2 separate regions of the Homo sapiens genome follow, and region 1 is linked to region 2. A link is an interaction called in ENCODE POLR2A ChIA-PET data of the cell type or tissue named here. Cell type or tissue: GM12878. All regions are shown on one strand. Each heading gives the region's core, and the rest is flanking DNA. Links, peaks and the distances in the headings are about the cores only. Region 1 overlaps SLC13A1 (solute carrier family 13 member 1). Region 2 has its middle 150 kb from the start of SLC13A1.

Region 1 (8,371 bases), core at 193-8,192, 160 kb after region 2:
ATGAATTGTGTGATATAAGCAGAAGTTTAAATTAATGTTTCTGTCTTTATGTAGCTTGCAGAATTGCTGGAAAGTCATTATATAGTATGACAAATATTAATGGCAAAAGTAGGTTGTACCTAAACACATGCCGAATAATTTAAAGAAATCATCTGTGCTATGAAGGCGTAATTAAAAAGTGGATAAACCACTAAGGATTCATCATCTTCCAGCTCCTCTGTTCCCCTAACCGCATGCAGTCCCACTTGCCCAAAACCTGCTGCTCCTTCTGTTTTCTTTATGTCAGAGAATGCCACTACCCTTCTCTCCATTCACAGGTTTGAAAGCTGTATGTCATCTCAGATGCTTCAAATATCCACAAGCCCCCATCACTAATACGGTGTTGCATCTCCTTAATCTAAATCCTCCTAAATCTCCCCTCTCAACCTCATCTTCTCCTCTCTTTCCTTTCCTGCTGGCACTGCTTTCCTTGAAGCTGTCTTTCTCTTTCTTTCATAGACTGTTTGTTTTTTACACACTTTCCCCTACAGTCTCTGGCCAGAGTACTATTTTTTAAATGCCAACTCAGTCCAATTGTGAAAAATCAAAATTTTTCAATGGTTCCTTTTTGCCTATAATGGAAAAATATCTAAACAAAAGATGGTTTTGCTGATGGATATTTCTGACTTTTCATTTATTTGTCCTAAAAGCCTCCACCACACAGTCCCCAGTATCTATCTCCCACATTTGCATTTTCCTCTTTAACAATACTTCACTATTTGCAGTTTCTAGAATGCCTGTGATTATTCTTGTCTCTCTGCCTTCTCACACGCTATATCCTCCTCCTAGAATGCCATCTCCTCTTACCTCACCCTTCTTGGGAAGGAAGGCTCAGGCTGTGATGTAAACTAAGGATCATCCTCGATGCTCTCATTGCATCATGGATACATTGGCCTCTATTACAGTATGTCTTCCGTTTTGCTTTATCTTTGTGTCTCCCTCCAGACTGTAAATATCTCAAGAACATGGAGCATAGTGTTTAAATTTCTGTCTCCTCCAGCACCAAACCCAGTGCCTGTCACATAGTAGATAGTTAATAACTGTGTTGAGTGAAGGATGATCTAGCGTGGCAGAAGGATGTAAGGCTTTGGACCTGATAGGAAGGAGAGAATGCAGGAGAAAGAGGTTGATGAAAGAGGGGAACTTCAATAGAGTGAAAATAATGATGAAAGGACAGAACAAGAAGAATGTAGGTGTAACCAGAGGCTGTCCCTTTCACAAAGCTCTTTCTTCCTCCCATAATATGTTTTATACCTTGTTTGGTAACAATAGTAAATGTGAATGCCCACTGTGAGCCTCATAGCGACAATTAGAAATAGTCAATATCATCCCAATTTTACAGAACAGAAACTCAGAGAGGTCAAGAAATGTGATCAAAGTCACACAGTCCACAAAGGGAGCAAGAGGACTTAAACACAAATCTGTCTGACTTCCAAGCTCATGATGTCATTGCTTATTTAATGATATTTATATCAGATCTTTAAAAGCTGTGCTCAGATTGCCTTATGTCATTGTTCCTGCATTTGCAATCACGAAAGCACAGGTTGAGGTGATGCCTCTCTCAGCCTGGATCACGTAGTAACCTCTACCCATGATGGACAAATAGTATAAGTAAGAAATAATTGGCTGTTTTAGACTGCTGAGATTTTGGAACTTTTGCCACAGCATAGCTTATCCTGTCCTGATTAACATAGCATATTCTGAAACATTCCCCAAGTGACTCAGACATGCTACCCTTGGCTGATTTTTTTTTTTATTTATAAAATGAGCAAGGCTCTTTTTAAAAAGTTCCAAATGTTGTCTATGGATAAGCTTCCCCAGATTCACCTGAGATACTTGTGTAAAATCATAAACTCTTAATGTGAAGTGTAGGATGCTGCACGTTGAACAAACTCCCCAGGTGATTCTGGAGCAGGTAGTTCATGGATTGCATTTTGATCATAACCAAATGTGTAGTCAGGTTGGAGAACTGATTATTTCTGTACCTTTTTCCAGTTCCACTGTGTACAGAGTATGAAAACAATGCATCTCAGGTGCTGGTTAGGTGTGGAGGTTGAGTGAAAAGGAGGAACTAAAAATTTCCCAATAACTGGTTTAGTGGGCCATCAATTGCTTTTCTCTACTATCCATTTTGGCTAAAAACTTAAAAAAAAAGAAAAGAAAAAACATCTAGTTATTTCTCCTTGACTTTGTAGTTGAACTTATTTTTACTATCCATCTTCCAAAATGAGGATATTTTAAAGCACTTTAAACTTTGCAATTAATATAAATTGAGTCTTAAGAAATCACTGCTGCAGTAGGGGTAGGAATACCAAGAACCATACAAAGCCCTTCACAGGCTCTGTCAAATAATAATGATGTTTTTCTTGTAGCACAGAGATTTAGAATGCATGATTTTTCTCCTTTTTTAATTGCTTTGTGTTCTCTTTAGAAAATCAATTGTAGTGATTGAGGTCTGTGATTGGCTCTGCTTTTCTCACGCTGTGCTGAGAAGAGATCATACCCACATACGTACTAATTCATCAGCCAAATTACTCCCTAATATCAGTCAGTATGTCATTTAAAAAAGCAGAAGAGATGAAAAAACTATATTTTAAAGCCAAACTTATATTCTAATTCCATGTGGGGCTATAATTTAAAAGAGAACCAAGGTGATTTTTAAATGTAATCAGCCACATTTTGTAAGATAACTTGACAGTCAGAACTTTGTAAGGAGGAAAAAGTCATTATCCAAATTGCCTAGTCATAGCTTTCTTTGCCTTTTTCACCCCTTCAGCAAGTGCCCTAGCTGTGCACTTGAGGTGGTTAAGACAAGATATGACTATGATATTTTTAACTGGGGGCTGGGTAAGTGGGAATGTCTGTGATGGAGGAATTCACCTATGCAGGTGGACATTTTAGTTCCAGTGCTGTTTATTAGCAAGAGAGATGAGGGCTGCAGGAAAATTGTAAACACATTCACCCACTGGGGCAGGAGTCAAAATATCCAGTTCCAGGCAAGGAGGAGAGAACAGAGAAAAGGGAACAAGGCAAAGAGAAAGAAGTTTCTATGCTAAGGAACCTTATGCCTAAGATAAAGATTTAGTGTTTTATAAGATATATAAATACAAACAATATTAGAAAGAACAGAAAGAAGAACCTTACTCACTCAAATATGTTACTGACCGTATACTCTATGCCAAGTACTGCTTTAAATGTTGGGAACAGGGTAGTAAATTTTAAAAATATATACTCTGATAGAGTTTATACATGGACAAATCTCAACTCTACCACACGCTAGCAGTGTGATCGTTGAACCTTAGTTCAGCATGGAATTACAATATCTACCCCAAAGAATCTTGGCGAGGGTTAAATAAAATGTCATGTGGAGTGCCAAGTGTTGTTATCTGGCACATTATAAGCATTCATGAGTATTACTTGCCCATCCTATAGTAAGTCAGAAAACAGGTTTATCTGTCTACTTGGCAAATATTTTCACATCTTAAATAAGTTTTTCTATATATAAAGTCTATGATCAACAGTCTAGATGAGGTTTTAGACAATTAGGATCCTCCCTTCCCAAGCTCTTTCTCCATTGGAAACACAAAGCAAATAAAGATCTCTGTAGATCAGAATGAGTCAGAAAAGCAAACAAGTGGCATGAATGTGGAAACCTGTGGTTGAAAGCACTCCCATGCCATTCAGGGACCAGAGTCAGGTTAAATGCCAGAAACTAAGGGCTGGAAAATGGTTTTCTCAAACCTGTGAAGGACAGAAAGAGCTGGATTGATCGCTGGCTATGATGGCTCACAGGAAGCAAACACTGCCCAGCTCCCCAGCCAAGACCTCACCCATACTACCCAACTCAGCTAGATGACTGGATCCATGTTATGCTGGCAAGAAAAGAACTCTAGGGTGTCAAGATAAGACCCATCTGAACCAGGAACTAGGAACTGGCTGGAAGCAACTGTAAAAGTGCTAGATGAGAAACAAGGAGTGCAGAAGAAGAAAACACAAGAATAAAGCTACCACTCAGAATAAATTTGAAAATAAAATTTCAAAATACAATAAGACACTAAAGAAAGACTGACAAAATCCGCTCAGAAGAAATGAAAATAATAGGGAAATCAACAAGTTAGGAAAGGAAAAAAACAAAAAAAGAGAAACAAATTATTTTTCAAAATATAAAGCAAGAGCAGGAAAGTATAAAATAAAACTAGTTAGATATCCTGGAATTTTGTCACTGAGATTAAAAAAACAAACAAAATCCTCAATAGATGTGTCATGTTTGAGGCTCCTGGGTGGTCCTAGTTAACCAGCTTCCCCAGGGGCAACTTCTCCTTTTTCATTTGATTCATGTCAAAGATGAGTCTTAGACACTCTAATGCTCAACAGCTTATTCTCAACAGCTTCTCCTTTTTCATTTGGTTAATGTCAAATATGAGTCTTAGACAGCTTATTCTAATGCTCAACAGCTTATTCTGACTTTTCCAAGATGAAGATGAAGAGCAGGCCAGTGGCATGGGCCAGATGCAGTCAGATGACTGACTGACCAGGAGGGCCTCCGTCCAGTGACCAGTCTCAGAATTTAAAGGACCCTTCCCCCTTACTTATGCTTGTACTCAGCCCAGGTGAGTTACCAGCCATTTCTCTCATAAAGGGAGTTTAAACAATTCTGGAAAGAGTAAGCCTTTTTTGTTTATGAAAGTTGCATCTGAGGTAGCCTTGTCTCCTGGAAATCCCCAGGCCAAGGTTGGAAATCCCCAAGCCAGTCTGCATCACATTGCTAAGTGACACTTAGTGTCAACCCTACTCTGTGACATACTGCTACGTGACATGTAGTATCAGCAAGATGCCTGAATAAGCCTTATGGCTATCATTAATCTTATAACCAGGGTATGTCTCTTATAGTATACTACAAGATGAAATAAACTTTAAACTGAGTATCCTTGAAGATATATTCAGTGAACTGAGAAAGAATACTAGGAATTTACCTAAAATATCAAATAGAATATAAAAGGATATCTTTAAGTGAGAGAATCATTTGGAGAATGAATTCAGAGCCCCAACATATGTATAAAAGACATTACCGAAAATGAAAGACTAGAAAAGAAGTCATATTCAAAGTAATAATTACTGAATTCTCCAGAATTTTTTTAAAAAAGATGAGCTCTCAAATGCATTTGTAAGTACAAACAACTTAATTAGATATTAGTCCATATTTAGGCACATCAGGAATGAGACTTCAGATTAAAAATAAGGTGAATTTTTTAAAGCTTCCAAATAGAGAAGAAAAAAATCTCCAAAAGGATTGTAATTAGATAAATTTTTCATTTCAATAATAATGAAAACATCTAATAAATATATAATAGACCTTTCTGGAGAAATCTACAAAACATTATAGAAGAAATTTAATAGACACCTAAAAGAATAGAGAAGTTCATAGATAGAAATACTTAAAGCTATATCTTACTTCATAGATTCTGTGTAATTTGAATGAAAATCTGAATAAAATTTTTATAACTTGAGATAGTAATTTTAAAATTCAAAAGAAAGAATGAAAATCTAACACTATTAAGGCAATTTGAAAAACATATAAGATGAAGGAGTTGTCATACAGATTGTAAACCTTATTGAAAGGTTAGAAATGTTAAAAGAGCATAATTCTGTAAGAACTTATTTTTAGAAGGCAGCAGTGGGAGAGGGAGAGGACAAAATAAAGAGACCAGAAGCTTATGTGTCTGCATTTGAGAACTTCAGCATAGAAAATATGTAGCAACATGAATTACTAGGCAAAAATGAGCTCATTCAATTTAAAAAGCATGGCACTTTGGCTATTCATTTTGAGAAAAAAAAAGTGTTAGATTCCTATACAAAAATATTAAAGCTCTACACTTGAAAAAATTTTAATCTTAGAAAAAATATGGAAATATATAATGTAGAAAGATTTTCTTTCTTTTTTTTTTTTTTTTTTGAGACGGAGTCTCGCTCTGTCGCCCAGGCTGGAGTGCAGTGGCGGGATCTCGGCTCACTGCAAGCTCCGCCTCCCGGGTTCACGCCATTCTCCTGCCTCAGCCTCCCAAGTAGCTGGGACTACAGGCGCCCGCCACTACACCCGGCTAATTTTTTGTATTTTTAGTAGAGACGGGGTTTCACCGTTTTAGCCGGGATGGTCTCGATCTCCTGACCTCGTGATCCGCCCGCCTCGGCCTCCCAAAGTGCTGGGATTACAGGCGTGAGCCACCGCACCCGGCCGAAAGATTTTCTTATAAAATATGGTAAAAACATGAGACAACAGAAAAGTGTTTAAAATCACTGCATTAAAATTAAAATCCTCCTGTCAATTAAAAATACAATAAAGCTAATTTCATAGACAAGCCAGAGACTAAGAAAAATGTTTACAAATACATAGTTTATAGAGAAATAATATTAAGAATCTAAAAATAACTCCACAAATCCATGAGATAAAAGAAAAAATAACCCAACAGAAAAATGAAAAAGAACTATAAATATATAATTTACAGAAGAGAAACAATTATGTTCAATAACTGTGAAAATACTCCACTGGTATTCAAGAACATGGAAATTAAATAAGAAGATTTTTTCATACCATCAGACTGTCAAATGAATAAATTAATCCCATATACCAAGGATGGTGAAATGGAATTTCTGAACATTGTTGGTGTTAATATAAACTAGTATGACCATCTCAGCTTCTTAGTCGATTTTCATAGTGCTATAAAGAACTGCCCGAGACTGGGTAATTTATAAAGGAATGAGGTTTAATTGACTCAGCGTGACTGGGAGGCCTCAAGAAACTTACAATAATGGTGGAAGGGGAAGTGAGGCAACTTCTTCACAAGGCAGCAGGAAGGAGAAGTGCCAAATTAAGGGGGAAGAGCCCCTTATAAAACCATCAGATCTCATGAGAACTCACTCACTATTATGAGGACAGCATGGGGGAAACTGCGCCCATTATTCAATTACCTCCACCTGGTTTCTCCCTTGACACCTGGGTAGCATGGAGATTACAATTCAAGATGAGATTTGGGTGGGGACAAAAAGCCTAACCATGTCAGATAGCAAATGGGCAATATCTAGTAAAGTTCCAATGGACTCCTTCCCGTTTGAAGTTCTGATGCTAGTTTTCTCCACCAGCTAAGAAAATCTATTTTCCATAGACATGCATGTGGAGATAGGTACAAAGATGTCCATAGCCTTATAATAATAAAATATTGGGGAAAAAATCCAAACAAACATCAGTAGAAAAACAGACAAATAAATGGTAAAATATTCATAAAAAGAAATACTACATCTATTAAAATGAAGTAACAATAAATCTACATGTATCAACATGAATGTATTTGAAGTACATAAAATATTGAGTGAAAAAAGCAAGTTGCAAAGTGACATATAGAGTAAACCTTATTTAATTTTAAAACCACTTGTTATTAATGTATTAATGTCTGCATGTAGTATAATCACAAAAACATGAATGGAAAGGATACAAACCACATTCTAGACAGTAGTTAACTTTGGGAATGGTGGAGGAGAAGGAAATGAGGGAGTGGTCCTTAACATCAGTCTTTAACAGAATATGGAATGTTTTATTTGTTTAAAAATAATTTAAGCAAATGTGGCAAAGTGTCAACATTTGTTAAATATGATAAGGTGTACAAATATGTTTGTTGTATATTTTTACTATGTTCTAAATATTTTATAATTTTGAAAATGCTTCTAAAGAATACACTGCTAAAAAGCTTCTAATATATATATTTTTTAATTTAAGGGACGAGGAACTGCCCATACTATAATAACTTCATGTCTCTGGTAGTGTGAGGAAATCTTATAATAGGAAAGACGGAGCTGCCATGAATGAGCCAAAGAGGTGCAGTGTATACATACAGAGCAGGTATCCAGGGTTAAGCGACATGACATTGCCTATGATCTAATGGAATTTCACCTGGTTTCCACACAATTGCCTCTGTCTGGCTAGGTGTGACTTGTTTGCTGAACTTCTTGATGTAACTTTTGGGAGTCGTAACACGTACAGAGATTTTTAAGTAGAAAAGTAGTATTTTTGAGGAAGTCCTCTGGACTTTTTTTTTTCCCCTCTTTTCTCTTTCTTTATTTTGAGAAGGAATCATGATTTAAAAAAAAAAAAATTGTAAGGTCAGTGGTAGTCATAACTGTAAATCTTTACAGTTATGTCCTTCATGATAAATAAACAAGATAAAAGTACACATTATTTTTGTTGCTATCATTCAGTTTAAGAATTCATAATACTAAAATACTTCAGAACAAAATGTGATTAAAACGTTTACTTGTTACGGTTGCAGAGTAAGTTGTAATA
Region 2 (8,371 bases), core at 197-8,196:
TTCCAGTTTTGTGGTGAAATAAAAACATGATTTTTAAATTCCCCTATGAATCCCACTAAAATTGTAGTAAAGTTGGAAGAAAAGTATAAATATGGTCTAAACACCAAAGGACAAAGAGAACCAGCAGTGCATCAACAGCGATCAGAGATGCCAAAAATTTTTAGAAGATGGAAAATGAATGTAAGGAATGAAAAGATCTGAAAAAAAAACAACAGCCATAAGAGAGGTATGTCATTAAAGAAGAAAGCAGGTTAATTCATACCATGTCACTTGGAAGGATTCAGGACTTAGAGATACCCATACTGCAGAAGGTTGGAATGAGACATGGGGCTGAAAACAAGAAGAACTGGCTAAGAAGTACCTCATTGAGAGGTAATTAGACCTGATGATCTTTTCCTGCATCCCCTATAGCCCAATCCCACCAAGAAAATGGACATTTACTTTGTGGAAAGTAAATCTCAAAAATACCAGGGATAGCAGCAGACAGGGTAGAGCTACTGCAATAAAATGGTGATAACATGGAGCCAAAGGCTACATATGGAAACTTTAACCCCCACCCCAATGATCCTTGCTTTATGAGCATTCATAGTCAGGCATATGCTTCCTCCATTCTCTGAAAAAATATTAGAGGATTATTCTCTGGAGAAACTGAAGTATTCCAAAGGGGAAAAAAAAAAAGAAAAAACAAAAAACAAACTTGTGGATACTACTATCCTGGCAGGAAAGCAGATTCACCCTAAGGGATTCAAATGAAGGATGTTAATGAAGGAGCTGTTTAATACTAACCATCATGTGAGCAAATGAATGAGAGATGGTGAGTCACCCAGCACCTAGCAACGGTGGGAAGCCATTGCATCTCCAGGGCAGAAGGAACAAAGTGGAGCAGTGGAACAAAGCCCTCCCAACAGAAACTGACATGTAGAGAGTTACAAATACTACTAGAGACTTTGTGCTGAAACGGAGAATGAATCAAGAGAAAAAAAATACCCTGAATGCTCTCCTTTTTTGCTCACGAACAGCCTCAGAGTGTCTATTCACTGAAGCCCAGCCGTTCAGGAAGTCTAAGTGTGTAGTTCTCAGTGTCAGCCTCCAGGGACAGAGCAGGATGGATATAAATGGAGAAAAGTCATGGTGGGGGCAGTGCATACGCAGAATATCTAGCAAAGACACTGACATTTGGAGATCCTGCTATGAAACCCCTGTGTTCCAATATCTGCTAGAGTGTACTTCCAAATAGCTCTTGAGTGCCACACTCTTAAATATAAATAGACAGCCAAGGATTGTTCAACAGTTTGGAAAAATTTCCAGTTTGAAAGACAAATCAACCAAATAATCAATTGAAAAGAAATTCCTCCAGAGAACAAAAAGAAAAAAAAAACCCTGAGATTTTAAACAATATTTAAATCTATATCCTCATAGAAATGAATGATAATATTTTATTCATAAAACAAAAGCAGAATATTTTAAAAGAAGCAATAAAATAATTGAGCTTTTAGAGATTAAGAATAAAGTAAAATAAATCAATATGATTATAAAATCAAGGGAATCTTTGAGAAAATAGAACAATAAGGCGAAGAAATTTGGAGAAGGAGAGAAGATTGGATGATAAATTCATGAGACCTAATGTCCGATTCATAAGAGTTCCCAAAAGAGAGAACAGAGAAAAGAGAAGGGGAGACAAAACAATTTTCAAATAATTAATCCAATAACGTATGTATCACTGAAGAACATGTGATTTCGTAATGAAAGGGTCACTCAGAGTCCAGTGCAATGAATAAAATTTCAAACCACCAGGAATAATAGAAATATCTTACAAGCTCTTCTATAGATTGAATGTTGTGTCCCTACAAAATTCACATGTTGAAATCCTAACCCCAAATGTGATGGTATTAGAAGGTGGGGCTTTAGGGAGGTTATTAGGTCATGGGCAGAGCCCTGATGAATGGCATTAGTGCCCTTATAAAGGAGACCAAAGAGAGACCTCTTGCCCCTTCTACCATGTGAGGTTACAGCAAAAAGAGCCATCTATGAACAAGGAAATGAATCCTCATCGGATACTGAACTTGCTGGTCCTTTGATCTAGGACTTCCCAGCCTCCAGAACTGTGAGAAATAAATCTCTGTTGTTTATAAATCACTCAGTTTATGATACTTCGTTATAGCACCATGAATAGACTAAGACAAGCTTTTAGAAATAAAGTAAGTGACATTCAAGAAATTGAGCACCAAGCAGTATTTGACTTCTCAATAGGAATAGTGAAAGCTAGAACACAGCAGAAGAAAACACCTAGGTAAAAATGATTTTTAACTTAGAATTTTATATTCAGTCCAATGATTTGTCATTAGTGAGACTAGAAAAGAACATTTTCAGACACTTAAAGTCTTAAAATTTTATTTGTATGCACCATGTCTCAGGGTGTTAATGAAGAATGTATTCTTCTAAATCTATGTATTCTGCTAAACTAGTGTCTCCAGATAAGGGAAGATAAGCAAAGAAAGTCCCAGGTTGACAGCTGTGCATCAGGCCTAGAGAGCAACTAGTCCAGATTAAAGAGGGGAGGAGAGAGTTTCAGAAAAGATGTGTTCAGAAAAAAAGGGGGGATCTAATTATCTGATGTGCTTAGATGTAGTGACCAAAACACCCTTAACTTCAGTTTGACTAAACCTTAGACAGTCTTCTGATTGGCCCCTGATATAACTTTTCTTAGAGCATTTACCTTGAAAAACTTGTGATTGTAAGTTTCTTCTCTGCCCCTTTGAGATGTAAATTGTCTTCCAGCTTCTTGACAATTTTACTCCCAGTAATATCTTTCTCAAGGACCTGGGAGTATTCCCTTTGAAGTGGAACCATCTAGAAAGCTAGGGCCCCTGCCTCTTAGTCTCTGTGGAAAGGTAGGGGCCTAACTTTGATAAGCGTCAATTAGCAAAAACCAATAGTGTAATCACACTGACAAATTTTCCCCTTAAAGTCCTCATCCTCCAGTACTATTCCGCTAGTTCACTCCAGTGCTTCAAAACTCTTTAGCTTTTGTGTTCGAGGACTAGAGTCCAATCTCTAATCACCAATTGTAGTAGTCTTGATTCTTATTGCAATAGTGTTTCTTGCCAGTTTAACCTGTCCCGTGCAACTTTTCTTTCACTGTTAGGAAAAATAGCATTAAGAGGCATTTATTTATTATATTAGATAGTTTGGGAAGAATTAATGATAGTGACATTGAAAACCAAAGAAAAAAGAAAGAAGTGATTATTAAATTCAAAGTTTTCTAATTATACTTTTCTTTATTCCTGAGCTACCTTGTTCAAAGAGGCCTCTCATTAGTCACATAGTGCATTTTATTTATACTTATTTGTTGTACAATATTTTGTTCCTCTTGGGATCCTGAATCCTTATTCTCCATAATAAGAAGCCTGTAGGTTTAATTCCTGCCCTCTAATCTTCTGCATCTCCAACTCAACACAATGCCTACACTTCCTGTATTCATTAATTTAAAGTCTTGGTTAGGACAGTAGCTTACATTTACACAGCACTTTATAACCCATGCTATGTCCTTACATACACCATCTTATTCGATCCTCATAAAAACATTGCAAGGTGAGGTTTGGTGCTGGATTCAGATAAACGTGGGTTGAAACCCTAAATCTAGTCAAGTTTCATTATCTCTCTGGGCCTCAGTTTTCTTATTTCAAAGTGAGGTTGAGTAATGAGTGAGGTATGAGTAATGCATAGCTCATAGGACTGTTGTAAAGATTAAATGACATAATGTGTATTAAAACTTTGCACAATATCTGACATAGTAAATGCCCAATAAATATGAAATGATTATTATTATTTTACAAGGAAATAATGTTGTTTAGACCCAGTAGAAGAAAAGTTACCATATTATAAAACAGGGGCTTAAACCTGTATCACTTTATTCCAAAAGCAATTCATATACACGATTTTTTGCTGTCCTTCTAAATACATGTTTTCTAGCCAATGTCTTTATTAGGTACCACTAATTCACAGATTAGATGTTTAGAACATAGATAATTATATTTGAAAGTAACTGTGGGCTAGAGTATAATAGAGGAGACTGGCTCTGAGTAGTGGTGGGGAGGGGGATAGAACAAGAGGAGACTTAACAAAGGAGCTGGACCAGCTGAGAGGCAGGTGGAAGGAACCAAGGAACTGAGATTAGGAAGTTCTAAGGCGCCAAAAATGTGGGACATGATGTGGCTGAAGACACAATGCTCATGCCAACATTCAGATCTGGTTGGCTTTTAGCATATGTCATTTATTAATAAAACAGTATTTGAATAGCCAGACAAAATATTATTCTTGAAAGAAAGGACCACTGAAACAGGGAAGAGTCATTTTTTAAAACCAAATATGCAAAGCATTAATTTAATTCATCTGCAGGCAAAAAGGAGAAAGTAGAGTTCCGTAGAGACATTTTTGAAACATAAGTGCCTGTGGTTGAACAGACTGTGGGTCGACATGTCTCTGAGAACTGGCCAGACCTGGAAACTAATCTATTTCTATGGCAGCTAAGCTCGAGACCTGCTGTTGTTTTCACATTTTAATGTCTTTGTTCAAACCATATGGTGAAGGAACAGTACATATTTGTAAATAAATGGACTATGAGTCTATATTCCTTCTGTGTATATGACTTGTTTTCATCTCAGATTTATCATTCCTTTGGAAGAGAAGATGGGCTTGAATTGAGAAAACTTTGGACCCTTAGAGAACACATAAGATAATTTTTCACTGTGTTTGCATATTTGGCATGATGCCAAACTGCACTGTGACAGAATACTGTACAATTGAGAGCTATTTTTTTTGTTTTGCAATGTTCTGTTTTTAATATTTGAAGAGATTTCTAAAGTAAGTGTTGCCATTCATGGTTCTTTTATCCTTTTTAAATCCTTCCTTTGAGAAGGTTTTTCAGTGATTTTTAATTGAATTTTTTTGAGTACTTAAGGAACCTTGGCCCTGAGTAGCTTTCGAAGATGTTAGAACTTTATGATTATTGAAGGGCAAAAGAGGTGCTCGACAGGGTGAGATTTAAGTTAGGACTTCTGCCTTCTCATCACTGCAAACTCTAGCTTCACTGCTGAATGATTAAAGCTGACTTTGACCTTAATGAACTTGCTGTTAATCCTTAACCTTCCAGTTGTTAGAGGTGGAAAGAGCTATAGTAATCATCTATTCCAGGCCCCTCCTATTTCACAGATGAGGAAACTGAAACCCAAAGAAGCTTAGCTGCTTGTTCAATGCTACATAATTTGTAGAAAGGTTAGGTCTTCGTATACTTGGTAAAATATTTTACCTACTATGTGCGTTACCAAAAATCCTTCATAACCCACACTTGCTTGTACAAGTAATGGCTAGATGTCTCTTCAGGTTCCTTACCACCAAAGGCCATTTATATTCCTGCTCCGCTCACTGATTAAAACCTTCCCTCCCTGTATGTTATTCAACAGGTTCCAACTGACTAACCTGATAAACTAATAATCAATCTGCTGATGGGAGAAGATGAAAACACCCAAATAGGATAAGATTCACCCTATACGTTTCCACTGGCAGAAATTTCTGAGCTGACCACTGATGGCTGCTTCTCCAAGCATATTGTTCGGAGGATTGCCACATTAAGCCTGACCCTGAGAAGACTTTGGTTTCCTTTTGTTATGCTTTTGGCTTTCCACAAAGAGCTCAGGGTTCCTTGCTTTGGTCTAGGCTCTAGTTTGAATATTGCCCCTATTTTCCTTTCTTAGGAGATTTTAGTCACGAAATATTTGAGTGAATGAATGACTTTGTCTCAGAGAAGCTAGAACTCAAATATATTCAGTATCTATACCTCTGTGCTACTATGAAGATTTCCAACATGGTTATCCTTACCTCTGAGGTAAAATAATTTTGTTTTAAACGTGGTTTCTTTTCAACTATAATCAACCCAGTATGTTCAAAGGTTTGCTCTGTCAGAGTCAAAGGTGATTAGCACTCAGATCCTTTCCAAAAGAATTGAAGGTTGACAGCCTATTTTAATTGGGGTGAGATGATATCTCATTGTGGTTTTGATTTGCTTTCCCTGATGATTAGCCAGTTAGAATGGCTATTATTAAAAAAGACAGAAAATAACAAAAGTTAGCAAGAATGCAGAGAAAGAGAAATGCTCACACACCGTTGGTGGGTGTGTGATGTAGTAAAACCACTATGGAAAACAGTTTGGAGGTTCCTGAAAAACCTAAAAATAGAACTACCATACAATCCAGTAATTCCACTACTGGGTGTTTACACAAAAGAAAAGAAATGACTGCGTCAGAGGGATACCTATAGGTGCATGCTTACTGCGCATTATTCACAATAGCCATGATATGGAAACAACTTAAGTGTCCATTAACAGATGAATGGATAAACAAAATGTGGCATATATACACAATGGAATGTTATAAGCCGTAAAAAATGAAATCCCATCATTTGAAGCACCATGGATGGAAGTGGAGGACATGATAAGTGAAATAAGCCAGGCATGTATGCATGCATGCACACACACAAATATCACATGTTGTCACTTATATGTAGAAGCTAAAAAAAAATGATCTCCCGGAGGTAGTAAATAGATTGGTGTTTACCAGAGGTGAGGAAGAGTAGTGAGGAGGGGGATGAAGAGAGGGTGGTTAATGGGCACAAAAATCCAATTAGAAGGAGTCTGTTTTAGTGTTCAATGGCACAATAGGGCAGGTATAGTTAACAATAATTTACTGTATCTTTCAAAATAGCTAGAAGAGAAGATTTTAAATGCTCCCAACACAAAGAAATGATAAATATTTGAGGTGATATATATTCTAATTATCCAGGTTTGGTCATTACACGTTGTATGCATGTATTAAAACATCACCTGTACCCTACAGATATGTACAACTAGTACTTATCCATAAAAATGAAATATTTTTTAAAAATTAAAAAAATGAGATCACAGCCTATTAAAAGAAATGACAACTTGCATGCATGACTAAGGACATAGTACCTTAGGAAAACACTCTTTTTTTTTTAACCTTAGGTTCTGGGGTACATGTGCAGAACTGCAGGTTTGTTACACAGGTATACATGTGCCATGGTGGTTTGCTGCACCCATCAACCCGTCATCTACATTAGGTATTTCTCCTAATGCTATCCCTCCCCTAGCCCCCCACCCCCTGACAGGCACCGGTGTGTGATGTTCCCCTCCCTGTGTACATGTGTTCTCATTATTCAACTCCCACTCTTTTATGGGACTTTATGAAGGGCAGGCAATGCATAGTGGTTAGGAGCACACATTCTGGGGCAAAAGAATCCTGGATTCAAGTCAGCTGAGCCCATCACTAGCAATGTGGACTTTGGAAAAATTACTTAAACTCACAAGTGCCTCAGTTTACCATCTATAATATGGGGGATAAAAATACTGCATATTTTAGAGTTGTAAACATTATATTACTAAATGCATATAAAATTTAATAAGCATTATGTATTCAAAATTATTATACCGTATATATGTAACTTTATGTTTGAAGATGCATTTACTATGGTTATATGGGTATCTCATTTGATTCTCAGCTGACCTTTAGTGAGGGTAAAATTAATAAGAAAAAATCTGTCATGTTAAGGAGTTCAGAGTTCTTCTGAGGAAAACAGTGCTTTCATGCCTCCCTTGATTGACCATCTAAATCGTCACAGACTGTCTGTGTCTTATAGACAATGAATATTAAGAAATAAAGTTGATAATGGAATCTTCTTTCAAGTGACCCACACGTCTCATGTGAGCACAGGGGCCCTGATTCTGCCAAAACAACTTCACTCCTGAATACTTCCAATATACTTCTCCTAATCTGCAATAATTCTCTGTGGTAGGCAGTGTACAAAATTATTTTCTCTAAGTCCTAATGTTTAACTAGTATGTCCAGAAGTAAGTTTTCCTAGAAAGGGATAATTAACTTGATTCATTTCCACATGACTGTCCTGTGACAAGTTGGATTCCTGGAGTAAAAGCATTTGCCATTTTCCTTCCAAAGGGCAAGCAAATAGGTACTCAGTTATGCTTTTTTCCTCAACACATTCCCTCACTATCAGAATCACTACTGAGGGCTAAGGAAAGTCTATCTGCAAGCCCCTTGAATTCAACAGAATACGTGTTAGTGAAGAGTCTTTGGCAGAATCTGCTGCTAAGGGAACTTTGAGCTTCCCTGAAATGCGTTAAGTTCTGCAGTAAGAGCGAGATTTAAGCAGCACAAAGAAGGAAGTGTAGATTTCAATCTTATGATTCAAGAATATCAAACCAAAAATCATTTCCTAGTAAGAATTATAGGAGTGAAATAAAAATATAGTAAAAGTCTGTTATAAAATACTTCCCTACATA

The links. Peaks named below come from ENCODE experiments on the same cell type or tissue, not always from the same donor. Only the 100,000 strongest peaks of a DNase experiment are listed, where the experiment ranks them.
Region 1: POLR2A ChIA-PET joins it to region 2 with 7 read pairs; 2 of 35 experiments call an interaction of 5 or more read pairs at or near these places.

What each region holds. Positions count from the first base shown.
Region 1 is chr7:123,186,736-123,195,106 of GRCh38, reverse strand. The region is part of intron 1 of SLC13A1 (solute carrier family 13 member 1); the gene reads left to right. Among named protein-coding and RNA genes, the nearest start is that of SLC13A1, 9.0 kb to the left of the region's middle. RefSeq lists an enhancer at 4,571-4,880. In GM12878, for the core only: no CTCF peak of the experiment used is centred there; a DNase peak (open chromatin) is centred at 4,766; H3K27ac peaks cover 3,123 bases.
Region 2 is chr7:123,348,490-123,356,860 of GRCh38, reverse strand. No RefSeq gene overlaps it. Among named protein-coding and RNA genes, the nearest start is that of SLC13A1, 150 kb to the right of the region's middle. In GM12878, for the core only: no CTCF peak of the experiment used is centred there; no DNase peak of the experiment used is centred there.